Linked DNA regions of Homo sapiens: region 2 is linked to region 1. A link is a loop called in an ENCODE intact Hi-C map of the cell type or tissue named here. Cell type or tissue: IMR-90. All regions are shown on one strand.

Region 1 (8,000 bases):
TCTTCAGGTGGGTTGGGCTTGGTGGATTGAGGGATAAGCTAGGGCGTCTTGAGGGAAGAGAAATAGCTAATGAAGGAAGGAAAAGGGCACTTTAAAACTAACTTAACAAAACTCTAATTTTTGGTGGCAATAACTCAAGTTTCTAAAAAAGTTTTCAGTTGTAATACTGTACTATGAAATAACTGATCATAAGAAAGAGAGAAAAAGAACAAAAGGGGCTGAGTATGGTGGCTCACACTTGCAGTCCCAGCACTTGGGAGGCCAAGGTGGGAGACTCATTTGGGACCAACCTGGGCAATATAGTGAAACCCTGTCTCTGCAAAAATAAAAAATAAAATAATTAGCAAGGCATGGTGGCATGTGCCTGTACTCCCAGCTACGTGGCAGGATGAGGCAGAAGGATCACTTGAGCCTGGGAGTTTGAGACCAGTCTGAGCAACAGAGCAAGACCTTGTCTCTGCAAAAAATTTTTTAAAAATTAGCTGAGTATAGTGGCACACACCTGTAGTCCCAGCTACTTGGGAGGCTAAGGCAGGAGGAGGATCACGTGAGCTCAGGAATTTGAGGCTGCAATGAGTTATGGTGACACCACTGCACTCCAGAGTGAGACCCTGTCTCCAAAAAACAAACAAATCAAAATGTGTTCATGATTTTGGTTAGAAGAAGTCTGCATTAAAAAAGAAAAATATATTCCAAAAAAGATGTATTCGAATATTTTTTTTAAACAACATCCTGTTCGATTTGAAACCAAATAAAACTTCTTTTTATTTACTCTTCAAGATACTGTCTACATTTTGGGAAGAATCAATAACTCAGAAAAAAATCTTTTTATTATAAATATAGTAAGGAATTTTTGTGACTACAGATACTTGGTCTTGAAATATGGTTGTGCCCTGCAGGGAATATAGCTACTTAACAGATCACCCATTTGGAGTTGAGGCTTCCCTGTACATGGATGTTTCTGGAGGATCTAGATTTCTTTTTAATTCTGCTTTCATCTGTCGTGGCACTAATTTTGACCCATATGTCTCAAGTTACCCCAGTCTAGATATATAAATAATCTGGCACTTTGGAAGTTAGTGTCTTAATGTATTTGACTCATCTGAGGCCTAAAAAGTTAAGGTAAATTGAAGCCTGCATATAAAATGGCACTTTGTTTTTGGAGTTGATACTAGAATAAAGGCTAAAGATTCAGGAGAATTATAATTTGACTTGACTTTTACTTGTATATGAACAATTACCTGGAGGCAGATTATTTTCTAAGTACGAGAATTCCTTGTATCTTACGATGGTGCTGTTTTTTAGAGGGAGGAACATTTCTTTATCATCTGGCTGTATATACCCTTTATTGACATCCTGTTGGGTTTTGTTGGTGGTGGTTTTTTGTTTGTTTGTTTTTGAGACAGAGTTTTAGCTCTTGTCGCCCAGGCTGGTGCCCAGTGGCGTGATCTCAGCTCACTGCAACCTCCGCCTCTCAGGCTCAAGCGATTCTCTTGCCTCAGCCTACCAAGTGGCTGGGATTACAGGCATCTGCTACCACACCCGGCTAATTTTTTGTATTTTTAGTAGAGATGGGGTTTCACCGTGTTGGCCAGGCTGGTCTCAAACTCATGACCTCAGGTGATCTGCCTGCCTCAGCCTTCCAAAGTGCTGGGATTATAGGCATGAGCCACTGCACCTGACCTTCTTGTTGTTGTTAATGAACAGTGCATCTGGTAATCATTCTTAGTCTACCACCATCTGTCTGTCTCAGAGATGTGGGAAATTATGTTTGGTTTTAAGTCTTAAAATGCTCTTCTTAAAGGTACCCAGATCTGATGTAACTCGTGTGTTTTGACTGACAGCCTGTGATTGCAATGGTCGATCCCAGGAATGCTACTTCGACCCTGAACTCTATCGTTCCACTGGCCATGGGGGCCACTGTACCAACTGCCAGGATAACACAGATGGCGCCCACTGTGAGAGGTGCCGAGAGAACTTCTTCCGCCTTGGCAACAATGAAGCCTGCTCTTCATGCCACTGTAGTCCTGTGGGTAAGTGACAGGAAGATGGATTGAAAGACAAAATGATAGTTCCGTGGACCCCCGGAAAGGAAAGCTTTGTTTCCAAGGCATTTGGACAACTAAATGTGGAGATGTATACATTATTGTAACACAGAAATCAGTCAAGATCTGTCTCTACCCCATGCCTCCACCTTTTTTAACCAAGTTGAACTTTCAGATGAGTTTCTGGTGTGTAAGAGGGGGGTGGTGGCCTGAGTAATGGTTCTGCAAATAATTAGCAGCAGGATCATAGAGACAATTTGAACTTTGACTGTAAAAGGTTAACTGCTTTGTGAGTTCTTCCTTGTTGATGATTTTGTTTAGTCTAATCTCCTTAGAGTGCTGAAATATTCTTAGCATGTTTGCGTGTGTACAGAGATGCACAGCATTCTTAGTCTAGCCCATTCTTCAAGAGTTTAACCTTTATATTTGTCATTTAGGCCTATATATACTTAAATTCTAGACATGGGCCTTAAGGGGCTGTGATCACCCACAGAGAAGTAACTGATCTTGTGTGCAGTGTTTCATTGGGTACAAAGTGATTTTCAACATTGATGAGTAAATTCATCTTAGCATGTGTCTAGAAACTTAAAATGCCATGACTTAAAGGGTCATGATTTTGAGAAAGTTCTGATTTAAAATTTGGTTTTTATTACCTTTGTGACCATCAGGAGATTGCATACTGGTTCTCAGGCATTGCTTTTAATTACCAGTTATCTTTCTTTAACACATTGATTTTACTTACGTATCTGGCCGAATTTTTGTTTGACAATAGGCATTTTACATTTTAGGCTCTCTAAGCACACAGTGTGATAGTTACGGCAGATGCAGCTGTAAGCCAGGAGTGATGGGGGACAAATGTGACCGTTGCCAGCCTGGATTCCATTCTCTCACTGAAGCAGGATGCAGGTAAAATATTTTCAAAGCCAGAAGAAGGGGGCAGAATCTATATATAGTCAACACATATTAATAGATCTTATGGCTTATTGGCAGCAGGGTAAACATTTTTCCTGTAATAATTGTCAACAAGACTGAGGACTAGCTGTAATGGTGAGCCACAAGGGGTTTGGCTTGTACAGAGAGTAAGCAGAGTTTTAATGGGATGACTATCTTAAACTGAAACCAAATATAAAAATGACTTTAGGCTCACACCTGTAATCCCAACACTTTGGGAGGCCAAGGTGGCTGGATCACGAGGTCAGGAGATCAAGACCATGGTGAAACCCCGTCTATACTAAAAATACAAAAAAAATTAGCCAGGCGTGGTGGCGGGCAGCAGTAGTCCCAGCTACTCGGGAGGCTGAGGCAGGAGAATGGCGTGAACCTGGGAGGTGGAGCTTGCAGTGAGCCGAGATCGCGCCACTGCACTCCAGCGTGGGTGACAGAGCGAGACTCTGTCTCAAAAAAAAAAAAAATGACTTTAGGGTCCATTTTGTTCTATGTGTATTTCTTTTAAAAAAGTCTGTTGGCTGGGCGCCTGTGGCTCACGCCTGTAATCCCAGCACTTTGGGAAGCCGAGGCAGGCGGATCACAAGGTCAAGAGATCAAGACCATCCTGGCCAACATTTTGAAACCCTGTCTCTACTAAAAATACAAAAATTAGCTGGGTGTGGTGGCGTGCGCCTGTAGTCCCAGCTACTCAGGAGGCTGAGGCAGGAGAATCTCTTGAACCCTGGAGGCGGAGGTTGCAGTGAGCTGAGATGGCGCCACTGCACTCCATCCTGGGCGACAGTGTGAGACTCTGTCTCAAAAAAAAAAAAATCTGTTAACATGTAAAACAAAGGGCTGACTTGAAGAGTGGAAGTTTTCTCCCTTCTCTGATTGTTTTATCCATTTTTCATTGAATAGGCCATGCTCTTGTGATCCCTCTGGCAGCATAGATGAATGTAATATTGAAACAGGAAGATGTGTTTGCAAAGACAATGTCGAAGGCTTCAATTGTGAAAGGTAGTGCATTCTTTCTCTAGCTGCATTGTGTTTTCTGTTACCATATTTCAAGTAAAAAAAAAGTAACTGATTGTGTCTTAATCTTTTTCAGATGCAAACCTGGATTTTTTAATCTGGAATCATCTAATCCTCGGGGTTGCACACCCTGCTTCTGCTTTGGGCATTCTTCTGTCTGTACAAACGCTGTTGGCTACAGTGTTTATTCTATCTCCTCTACCTTTCAGATTGGTAATTTAGACCTCATCCCCCAACCTGTTAGAACTGTGAGATTACACTTAAAATATTTTTAAAAATAAAATCAGTGACTCTTTGAGGGCTTTTTGATGGTTGGCAACACTTTGTATTATTTAGCATGCATAGTTTTTGTAGTTTGGCCTTTTAATTTAATGAAAATGTACTTTTGGCTTTAGAATTTATCTCAATGAATGGTGATTACAAATGTTATATAAATAGTAATAAAGTAAAATATAGTTTGAGTGGTATAGCATATATTGGTACTGTTGTAGGATCCATTTATTCAAAAAGGTTTATTGATGCCTTTCTGTATACAAGGTGTGGTCTTACACATTTTTATGATACATAGAGGACCTGAATTCAGGATGTTTACAGTGTAAAGTGCTTGTGTTTTCCTTCTCTACCTGCAGATGAGGATGGGTGGCGTGCGGAACAGAGAGATGGCTCTGAAGCATCTCTCGAGTGGTCCTCTGAGAGGCAAGATATCGCCGTGATCTCAGACAGCTACTTTCCTCGGTACTTCATTGCTCCTGGTAAGTAAGGCTAGAAAGCAGTCTGACCTGCTGTGTGCCTCTGTTTAGTCTCAGTCTCACATTCTTGCCCACCATTGTGTCTGTATTCCAGCAAAGTTCTTGGGCAAGCAGGTGTTGAGTTATGGTCAGAACCTCTCCTTCTCCTTTCGAGTGGACAGGCGAGATACTCGCCTCTCTGCAGAAGACCTTGTGCTTGAGGGAGCTGGCTTAAGAGTATCTGTACCCTTGATCGCTCAGGGCAATTCCTATCCAAGTGAGACCACTGTGAAGTATGTCTTCAGGTAAGATAGCCTTCTTTGTAAAGTGAGACTTGACGAACATTGTGAAAGTGGTGTCTTTATTTAAGTTTAACTGGCCTCTAGATGTATTTTAAAGAAAAACTTCTGGGTTATTGTGGTGATTTTGTAAAAGGGAGCCTTCCTTTCTTTACCTTTATCTTTTCCAATTGTACTACCAAACCAATAGTCTTATTTTTTATTTGATTTGATTGTTAGAGCATTGCATTGTTGGGGCATAAATGAATAAGAAATATTTCCCCAACATCCAGAATTGTCCTTACAGAGGTTAATGTGGCCCTTTCTTTCTCTCCAGGCTCCATGAAGCAACAGATTACCCTTGGAGGCCTGCTCTTACCCCTTTTGAATTTCAGAAGCTCCTAAACAACTTGACCTCTATCAAGATACGTGGGACATACAGTGAGAGAAGTAAGTTATGATATAATTTAGGAGAGTTGTTTAAAAAGATGATTGGTTAGAAAGATTCATGATAATGCAAAAGTTTCTCTTTCCTAATAATATAACACTGAGAAGTGTATAACAACTCACATTATACATGAATTATATATAAAGACAATGCATTTTTTAACGGCTTTCAAGGACCTGGAAAAAATTTGGTAAAATTAGTAAATAGTATTATTTACTAATTGATTACTCAATTGATCAGTAGGTCAATTGAGGTTACATTGTATATAAATAGATTTTCTAAAAAACCTAATTATAGGCTAGGCGCAGTTGCTTACACCTGTAATCCTAGCACTTTGGGAGGCTGAGGCGAGCAGATCACTTGAGGCCAGGAGTTTGAGACCAGCCTGGCCAACATGGTGGAACCCCGTCTCTATTAAAAATACAAAAATTAGCCAGGTGGGGTGGCAAAAGCCTGTAATCCCAGCTACTTGGGTGGCTGAGGGATGAGATTCGCTTAAACCCGGGAGGCAGTGGTTGCAGTGAGCTGAGCTCATGCCACTGCATTCCAGCCTGGGCGACAGAATGAGAATCTGTCTCAGAAAAAAAAAAAAAATCTGATTATAATTCTACTGGCTCAAGTTGCCTCATCTTCATTTCTTTTTATTTACTGTTGTGTAATTATAATTTATAATTTGAGCCATTGGTTAAATTATTAAAAGTCATAAATTATTGAATGATTTTGTTATAATTTTTGGTGAACAAGAGTTTAAGACTTAAAAATTTTTTTTTTTGAGACGGAGTCTTGCTCTGTCACCCAGGCTGTGGTGCAATAGCATGATCTTGGCTCACTGCAACCTCCGCCTCCTGGTTCAAGCGATTCTCCTGCTCAGCCTCCCAAGTAGCTGGGATTACCGGCACGCCCCACCACACCCAGCTAATTTTTGTATTTTTAGTAGAGATGGGGTTTTACCATATTGGCCAGGCTGATCTCAAACTCCTGACCTCAGGTGATCCCCCTGCCTCGGCCTCCCAAAGTGCTGGGATTACAGGCATGAGCCCCTGCACCCGGTCAAAATTTTTTTTCTTAAAAAAAAGTTTTAAACAAGGACCTTTTTCTCTAGCAAGGTACAGCTGTTTGGGGAGGTGGAGTTAGTGATGATGTGGTATTGGGAGAGGCATCTGCAGCTTAGATGTGTTGATTTTTGAAATGCCTGCATGAATATCCAGATAAAAATGGCTTATAAGTAGTTAGAAATATGAATCTGGGGCTTAGGAAGAGATTAGGACTAGCGATCCAGATTTAGAAGGTTGTCAACATATGGGCAATAATTTTTAAACTTGGAAATATGACAGAAAATATAGATGGAAAAGAAGGATGGAATCCTGGAAACAGTTAAGTCCATGCTCTAAGACCCAAGGGCAACATGGCGAAACCACATCTCTACTAAAAAGTACAAAAATTAGCACAGTATGGTGGTGCATGCCTGTAGTCCCAGCTTCTCTGGAGGCTGAGGTGAGAGGATCACGTGCACTCAGGAGGTCAAGGCTGCAGTGAGTGGTAATTGTGCCACTCCACTCCAGCCTGGACAATGAGTGTGACCCTGTCTGAAAAAAAAGTAAAATAAATAAATAAGAGCCAAGGGAGAAAAAGAATTTTAAGAAAGAGAAACAATTAACAAGTTTAGGAAGCTAGCATCGTTGGGTTTTGGATTGGTGATTCCTTAATCACTGCTGAGTTTTTGTTTTTAAGAAGTGTTAAAACTGTCCAGGCGTGGTAACTCATGCCTGTAATTCCAGTACTTTGGGAGGCTGAGGCAGGAGGATTGCTTGAGGCTAGGTGTTCAAGAGCAGCCTGGGCAACATAGCAAGATTCTGTCTCTATAAATCAAAAAAATTAGCTGGGCATGGTGGCACACACCTGTGGTCCTAGCTACCTCGGAGGCTGAGGGCAGGAGGATGCATGAACCCAAGAGGTCAAGCTCGCAGTGAGCTGTGATCATGCCGTTGCACACCAGCCTGAGTTTACAGAGTGGATCTATCTCAAAAAAAAAAAAAAAAAAAAAAAGGTGGCGGGGTGGTGTTGAAACTGAAAGATCACAGTGCTTTAAGAAGTAATTTGAAGTTGAGTAAGTAAAATAAAGAATGTTCAGTTAAGAAGTTTGGCTATAAGGAAAAGACATGGACTATAATTTGGGAGTAGGAACAAGATTGAAGAAAGTATTTTTAGAATGGGGAGACTTAAGGATGTTTAGAATTGGAAGCACAGTAACCAATAAAGCCATATCTCATGACCTAACTAGGCAAGATAAACCTGTAAACATACTAAAAGTAGTACATTTAGGGTAGTAATGGAGGTGTCCTTCAGCCTTAGGTGGTTAATTTTCAAATGAATTTTATAAACAGCAAGTGCTATTTCATAACATGAAAAATACGCTTTAAGCATAAGACTGCAAAACACTAGAGTGGAATGGAGATTACAGGGAAATATGATGATGTTACTGAGGCCTATACCTCTCTGATAAAATGTTCCTGTTGATGCTTGTATCAGGGGCACCACTGGA
Region 2 (8,000 bases), 260 kb before region 1:
AAACGTAAAGCCATTCCCAGTCCTATGGTTTATCAAACTCTGTTGTCAGTGACTGCTTTCACACATTAAAGGCAGAGTTGAGTAGTTGTGACAAGATACTATATGGCCTGCAAAGCCTAAAATATTTATTAATTGACCGTTTATAGAAAAAGTTTCCCAAATCCTGGTCTAGGTAACCACTCTGGACCCAATTACTTTTACTGGTTTATTTTTTACTCTTTGTCTTTTCAAACTATGTTTTCTTCCCCATTTTAATGTCTGATATTAACAGTGACAACTTTGTTGAAATAGGTTATTTGCTTTCATAATATTGATTTGTATGAGTCCTAGTATCAGCCAGTAATCAAAACTGTTGGTTATTTAGTTGATAAGCTGTTTGGCAATTTCTTTTGTTTAGCAGATATTAATAGAATAAAAAGGAACTAGAAGCCATGGCATACCCTGTATTTTAGGGCTTCTTGTGTACGTAAGCCCATAGTTTCTTGTGATAAGATGTTTCTTTACTCAGATGATTTCTTTCTGTCTGATAATCCTGACCTTACATTATAGGGATTTTTGCACGAGAACATGGATCAAATAAGAAATTGGCAGCACAGTCCTGTGCCCTGTCACTTGTCAGACAACTGTACCATCTTGGAGTGGTTGAAGCTTACTCCGGACTTACAAAGAAGAAGGAAGGAGAGACAGTGAGTCTTTAGATTTAATAGACTTGTGAGATAGTGTGAGATTCAATTTAGCTCTTGTTTAGTGTTTGGCTGAAGAAGTTTAATTTTAAGAATCTTACCTCAGGAAATGAAAATGGCCCTGCTAATCATCTCTGTGTCTGGCATGATGTTCATAATAGGCAGTGAGTAAATAATCATTGAAGTAATTCTCTCACAAAAGGGAACTGACTATTGGTTTAGGAATATTGTAGACCTAGTGTTGACTGTATAGTCTTAGCCCCATTATAGTAGATTTGAGTAGTGTTGTTAATGTGTGATCCTTTTTCCATAGGTGGAGCCTTACAAAGTAAACCTCTCTCAAGATTTAGAGCATCAGCTGCAAAACATCATTCAAGAGCTAAATCTTGAGATTTTGCCCCCGGTAAGCATAAAGCTGTTTAGTTCACATTTACGTAGAACTCTCCGTAGACAAGCAAATCATATTTTTTGTTTGTTTTTCTTATTTTTTAATAGCCTGAAGATCCTTCTGTGCCAGTTGCACTCAACATTGGCAAATTGGCTCAGTTCGAACCATCTCAGCGACAAAACCAAGTGGGTGTGGTTCCTTGGTCACCTCCACAATCCAACTGGAATCCTTGGACTAGTAGCAACATTGATGAGGGGCCTCTGGCTTTTGTGAGTGCAATATTGTTTTTGAGATCAGAGTCTTGTGTTTTACTCTTGAGACTATATTTGATTAGTATGTCTAGGTAAAAAATGGATTTATTTTGAAGCTGAATTATGTGCTTTTGTTTGACTATGTTGGCTTTTTGTTTTACAGGCTACTCCAGAGCAAATAAGCATGGACCTCAAGAATGAATTGATGTACCAGTTGGAACAGGATCATGATTTGCAAGCAGTAAGTCTGAATTATTTAGACAAGTAGTGCTCAGAGCTTCAGAATGTTCTAGGTATGGGTAAAAAGTCAATGAGCAGTACATTTTGCCCTTTTAAGGAGGGCATATCAAAAGATATGTACCAAACTGCTAATCCTAGTTACCCCTGAAGTTAGTTGCTATGAGTTGAGGGCCTGTGAGAGAATTTCACTTCTTAATGTAATTTAATAAAAGTGGAGAGATTTAAGGCAGTGACTCCTTTTGTTGTTGGTTTTTTTGTTTGTTTTAGTGTTTTCCAAATAAAAAATTAAAATGTTAAAAAGAATGCGTGTGCGACTTTCAGGGACAATGAGAATTTAGTTTTTGGACAACATCAAAAGATACATTCTTCAGAAGTGTAGTGAAAAGAAGTAGTTCTATTAGAGATATAAATATACACATTCTTTTTTGAAAAAAACATTTTCATCACTAAGCCAATGGAAATGAGTAAGTTTTTATAGAGATGGAAGTTTGGTTTTTTTGTTTGTTTTTTTCTTGAGACAAAGTCTCGCTTAGTTGCCCAGGCTGGAGTACAGTGGCTCAGTCTCGGCTCACTGCACCCTCCGCCTCCTTGGTTCAAGCAATTCTCCTGCCTCAGCGTCCCAAGTAGGTGGGATTACAGGCACACCCCACCACACCTGGCTAATTTTTGTATTTTTAGTAGAGATGGGGTTTCACCATGTTGGCTAGGCTGGTCTCGAACTCCTCACCTCATGATCCTCAGCCTCCCAAAGTGCTGGGATTACAGGCGTGAGCCACCGCGCCCAGTCTATAGAGATGGAAGTTTTTTAAAGGATCAAGACAGTTGCTTCTAATGTGTTGGTAGACATTTGACTGAAGTGTGACTTTTCTAATGCAGATCTTGCAGGAGAGAGAGTTACTGCCTGTGAAGAAATTTGAAAGTGAGATTCTGGAAGCAATCAGCCAAAATTCAGTTGTCATTATTAGAGGGGCTACTGGATGTGGGAAAACCACACAGGTTCCCCAGTTCATTCTAGATGACTTTATCCAGAATGACCGAGCAGCAGAGTGTAACATCGTAGTAACTCAGGTAAGTGGTAAACCAACCATGAAATACCTAGAGAGCAGACTATTTCTGATTCTTTCTTTGATTAACTAATTTTTGTAATTATTTAAGATTGAGAGAGCATTGTGCCCTTGAAATTAAATTTAAAAAAAGAAAACATAAAAACAACGTAGTCTTTTTCTAATCTCTAGTATGCTACACTAATAAGCTAAACTGGACTATGTGAGGGATTCTTTTTATCTGGGCTAAAGAGTCTCTGGGCCTAGAATCAGACTGTCGAGATTAAGAATTCTTTGTCCTAAAGTTCATCCAAATCTTGGTCATCTCTATCTAACCACCTTGATATTGAGTAAAAACCAGTCAGACAGGTAATGGTTAACTTTCACTGTATGCCATGTTCTATTCTAAGCAGTAGCTTTTTAGAAAAAACTCAATCGAAGTTCATAATGACCCTAAGATGTAAGTACTATTTCACATAGTATTTCTCTTTCAGTAAATTAAGGCATAAAGAAGGTAAAATGCCCAAGGTTAACACAGAAAGTGGTAGAACTAGGATTAAAAAACCAAGCAATCCGCCTTTTAGGATTCTTCCTTTTAACTAACACTGTATTACCTTACCAGCAATGAGCAGCGCCTGCATGTTTGTCCCAGTACTTAGGGAAGAACTGATTAGCTCTTCTAAGTGCTCTCAGGTTAAACAGTTCCGTTGGCTCTACCCTGTACTTCTGGCACTTTGTGGGAGAGCATTGCAAATAGCCAGGTACTACCTCTGAGGTAGGCTTACATCTTGACTTAGAAATTATTTTTTCCCCGATGGGTTAATGTTGCTTAACCTGGGAAACATAATCAGTTTTCAGAGGAGAGTTACAAACTTTGAAATGTGTGCATGTTCATTTACATTTGCATGTATAAAGCATATATCTGAAACTTTTTAACATTTCTGAAATTGAGATACATTTTTATAATTAGTATATTTGTATAATTGTATAATTAGTATAATTGTATATTTTATGTGAGAATTGGGTTTTCTCCTGAAAAAAAAAATTGCTGTGAAGGAATCATGTTGCATCCTAAGGCTGATGATACCTTAGGCTTGAAAAAATATGATAAATTGACATTTTTCTGGGAAAGGATTCCTAGCTTGTTCACAAAATTTTCTTTGATTTTCCGACTCACCCCTAAAACTGGCTATGGATTTTTTGACTTACAGTGAAGGCTGCAGCCCCAGATGTCATCATACTCCAATAAAATATTCTTACTCTTAATTCTTACCTCATCTTTCAGGAAGAACATTGTTCAAGAGTGCAATTTTACAGAAGAGAAGCCTTGAGCTCAGCTCTGCTCTGCTCTTCTCTTCCCTTCCTCTCCCTTCTACCACTATCCATTTCTAATCTCAAAAGCAGTTGTGGCATATAGCAGAAAGAAGCAGAATTTAACAAGCGAGCTGTGAAGACAGGAGTCTCAAGTTGTCTGCATGTCATAAATAGAGTAAAAATTCCTGCCCAAGTGAGAAGTGCTTTGTCTCACTGTCTTTTAAAATGTTCAGTGGCATGGAAATGTATTAGCAAACCTGTGTCTTCTGATTTGGGGTGAATTACTTATAACTCATATTGCATCTACATTCTGTGGCTTGCATGTTTTTGTCCTAGCGTTTGTCCCAAAATCAGTCTCATACCTCTTACCTGTAACAAGTCTTCAAAATTTTAAAAACCTATATTGTGTCCTAGTATGTACTTAGTTTGAAAGTCTCAACTAAACATTTATAGTTCAGCCATGAAGGTACAGTAAGTCTAAGATTTAAACACACTCAAATTCATCAGCACCTACCTGTAATATGAAAAGTAGGCCTGAGCATGCTGATTGGTTATTACAGAATACAGTTTTTTATTATTTTTGTTTTTAATATACTGTACTTCTTTTGGCACAGTCTGAGATAGCATTAGTTATTTTTGTAGTACTACCACTGTTGAATCATTTTTCCATTATCTTGCACTTGTAGCCATCTATAGGAAACCACATGAAGTCATCAGTTAAGTATTAGAAAGTTTTTTTATGTTCCTGATTTTAAGTGTATTATCTCAGTTCACAGAGCACAAGTTTAGAGTTATGGACTGGCGTATAACAGAATGAGTAGCTCAAACCATGACATCAGCCTTAGTGTAAATTCTCAACCAAACTCACTGAATTTTATCCTTCGGTCTATCCATACTCAAGCCACTTAAAACCTGTGGGCTGTATGCAGAAAATTTTAAGTAGGAAATAGTTGTCTTCTACCTTTAAAGTTATTTGAAAGAGATGAATTGTAATTGTAGGATGTAAATCAAGCATATTAATGTAATTTTATCAATCCTGTACTTACCCCATAGTACCATCATTTCAGGATAAGAACGGTTCTTTGTATAAAATAAATTCAGAACCTTAGAAGATAGAGATAGTGGAGCCTGATACATTTTGTAGTATCTAGTGCATTAGGAATCTTGACATTTTGTGGCAGCTTAGTCATGTTACTGTGTATATAACGCTTAGATGTGAAAAAGCAAAGTTGGGACCTTTTAGAACTTCAGTTTTGAAAGATGGAAGAAATTGCTGTAGTTCTGAGTAAATGGCAAGAGGTGTACATTAAAGGTATGGATTCTAGAATACTACAAAATAACAGTTTGGGAGAGATCTCCAACCTCTTATGGTATAGAAAGTGTTAGTTACCCAGTACCTGGTACATAGTAATTTCAGTGACTGCTTAGTACATATTATTAGAGCTACTTCAGTTAAAGCAGACAGAAGTGTGGGGAAGAGGTTAGCACTTGAAATTACCTACTACTATGGCTGGACTCCAGGCAAGAGTAGTAAAATTCTAAAGAGAAAATGAGATAAGCAGATGTATGCAATGAAAATTAAAAGCACATATCTGGAGGACAGTTGGAACTATTCTTCCAGCTTTCTGTTGGAAAAATATTATCCTTTGCTTTCATCACTGGTACTTTCTAACTAGTCTCACTTTTGTCGGTTATTGTTTTATTTTTAACATATTTAGTAATCCAAGTGTAACATAGTTAAAATAATAAAAAGTAAAATAATTGGAGAAAGGATTATATTGGGAGTAAAGGAAATTTGAAGTCTTAAGTCATTTATGTGTCCTTAGGCAAAATAACCTTTTTGAACTTGTGTTTTTAATCTACTAGAATGCAGCAGGAAAAGATTTTACTAGTATTCTGAAGCATAAATAAGGCATATTTGCTGCCATGGTTTTTACTGTTATATTACACAAATACGATTTCTAGATGTCTCTGTGTTCTTGGTTCTTATTTATATTTGAGTAATATAGAATATGTATATATTCCTTATAATAGAAGTGGCCGTGCAGGTATAGATAGAACTTGTTTTACCTATGAGCCTTGCCTTGTATTTATTCACTGTGGCAGAATATATAAAATAATTATTGAAGCACAGAAGATCAAGGGAAAAGTGATAGATTATTTAAGGGATAAGTAGAGCATCTTCATACGCTGTACAGTGGCATGCAGTCTGAGAAAGGTTTAAATAGTCATTGATACGCTCACGTTAGGCATTGTTTTCCCACACAAAATGCCTGTCCTGTGAATATTTCTAGTGAGCTAAGAATTAAGAATTAGAAGATTTTTTTTTTTTACTGCTTTTGGTGTACTACAAGAGTAATACATACACCTTGGGGAAATTTTAAGAATAGAATAATTTTTTAAAAATCCAAAACCCAGGCCAGGCTTGGTGGCTCACGCCTGTAATTACAGCACTTTGAGAGTTCAAGACAGGTGGATTATTTGAGTGCAGGAGTTAAAGACCAGCCTGGGCAACATGGCGAAACTCCATCTCTACAAAAATTAATTAGGCGTGATGGCACCCCAGGGTAGTCCCAGGTACTTTGGAGGCTGAGGTGGGAGGATCGCTTGAACCTGAGAGGAATTTCTTGTTTCTTGAGAGACAGGGTCTTACTCTGTTGGGATTACAGGGACACACCATCATTGCTCACTGCAACCTCAAACTCCTGGGCTGAGCAACCCGCCAGCCTCAGACTCCTGAGTAGCTGGGACTAGAGGCCTCTATCACCTGACCTAACTGATGTTTATTTTTGTAGAGATGGTGTCTCACTGTGTTGCCCAGGCTGGTCTTGAACTCGTTGCCTCCAGCATTCCTCCTGCCTTGGCCTCCCAAAATGTTGGAATTCACTGGCTAGCTACCATACCGGGCTTAAAGATTTTTTCTGATATTTTGATATGTGTGCTGGGATGAACATACTTGTATACGCCTTTGATCAATTGGATTAAATTCCTAGACATAGAATTGTTGGGTCAGAGGGTATGCATATTTTAACTTTCGTGCATTTTGCCACACTCCCCTGAAGAAAAATGACAGATTTCTAGTCAAATCAACTAGGGATGAAAAACACTTGTATTTTAAATGTTTTTTGTTTAAGTCAAGGGCTATTGAGGAAACTGGAAGTTGGTAAATCAGAGAAGCATATAAAATATGGGAAAGAGATTGCGGGGTCATTTATTTCTTTGCTGTTGAAATAGTTGTCATGATATTAATGTTCTAGTCGTACTTAGAGAAATTCAGCAAAAAAGTGCTTCTGATCATGGTTTCTTAGCACCTCCTGTATTAGTATTTAAAACCTCTATCATGTCTTCCTTGGGATTTAAGACGTTTGTGTTTTATGGGTAGTTAAGAACTAAAATAGATAACTGCTTGAGAAACTGACCATCTCCTGCGCATATTCAGTTTAGGAGTGATCTGGAAACCACAAGGATCGTAGACTTGAAAATAACCCCAAGGTGACAAAGCAATCTCTGAGTACCAGTAGCATGTGAACACACCTCAGAAGAGTCAAATATCCTAATATTTTAAGTCTTTCTAGAAGCCAGCTGTTAGTAGAAGTGTTAGAAAAGAAAAAAAGAAAAACTATAGGGAAGACAGTAGTAGAAAAGGGGGACGATAGGTTGTAGAATACAAGCAACTTTTGGAAAGGACGCAGAAAACTTGGTGGTTACATTTTGTACCTTTAGTGAAATAACATTTTCACATTCCTTAACTCAAGTATGTAGAATTCTCTTGATGGACAGATACAGAGCTCATACTTTCATGTAACGCTATTTTTCAGGGTAACTGAGGTGCAGAGCACTGTGTCTGTATCTCATTTTATTCTCACTAATTAAATCTCTGGATGAAAGTGCGTGTATATATAATGTGTTGATATTTAAACAGCTGATCTGACTTACAGGAGTTGAACCTTCAGAACTTTGGTAATTTCTATGAAATACAGAGAAATTCAAGAAAATGGTGACATAGGTGGAAAAATCCTTATCCATTGCTAAATAAGATTATTAAAAGGATTGTTTAGTAAAAAGAAGATAGTGATCAGTA

What was found. A loop is a pair of places that touch in the nucleus more often than their neighbours do. Peaks named below come from ENCODE experiments on the same cell type or tissue, not always from the same donor. Only the 100,000 strongest peaks of a DNase experiment are listed, where the experiment ranks them.
Region 2: it touches region 1 in a loop (6-fold over the local background); 3 of 110 quality-filtered maps call a loop at or near these places.

What each region holds. Positions count from the first base shown.
Region 1 is chr1:183,112,687-183,120,686 of GRCh38, forward strand. LAMC1 (laminin subunit gamma 1) reads left to right here. Exons shown (of 28, transcript NM_002293.4): 5 at 1,845-2,033; 6 at 2,834-2,951; 7 at 3,891-3,989; 8 at 4,081-4,217; 9 at 4,634-4,756; 10 at 4,848-5,037; 11 at 5,348-5,460. Among named protein-coding and RNA genes, the nearest start is that of LAMC1-AS1, 25 kb to the right of the region's middle. In IMR-90, no CTCF peak of the experiment used is centred here; no DNase peak of the experiment used is centred here.
Region 2 is chr1:182,857,555-182,865,554 of GRCh38, forward strand. It overlaps DHX9 (DExH-box helicase 9), which reads left to right. Exons shown (of 28, transcript NM_001357.5): 8 at 550-686; 9 at 997-1,086; 10 at 1,179-1,340; 11 at 1,486-1,563; 12 at 2,439-2,630. Among named protein-coding and RNA genes, the nearest start is that of DHX9-AS1, 22 kb to the left of the region's middle. In IMR-90, no CTCF peak of the experiment used is centred here; a DNase peak (open chromatin) is centred at 4,667.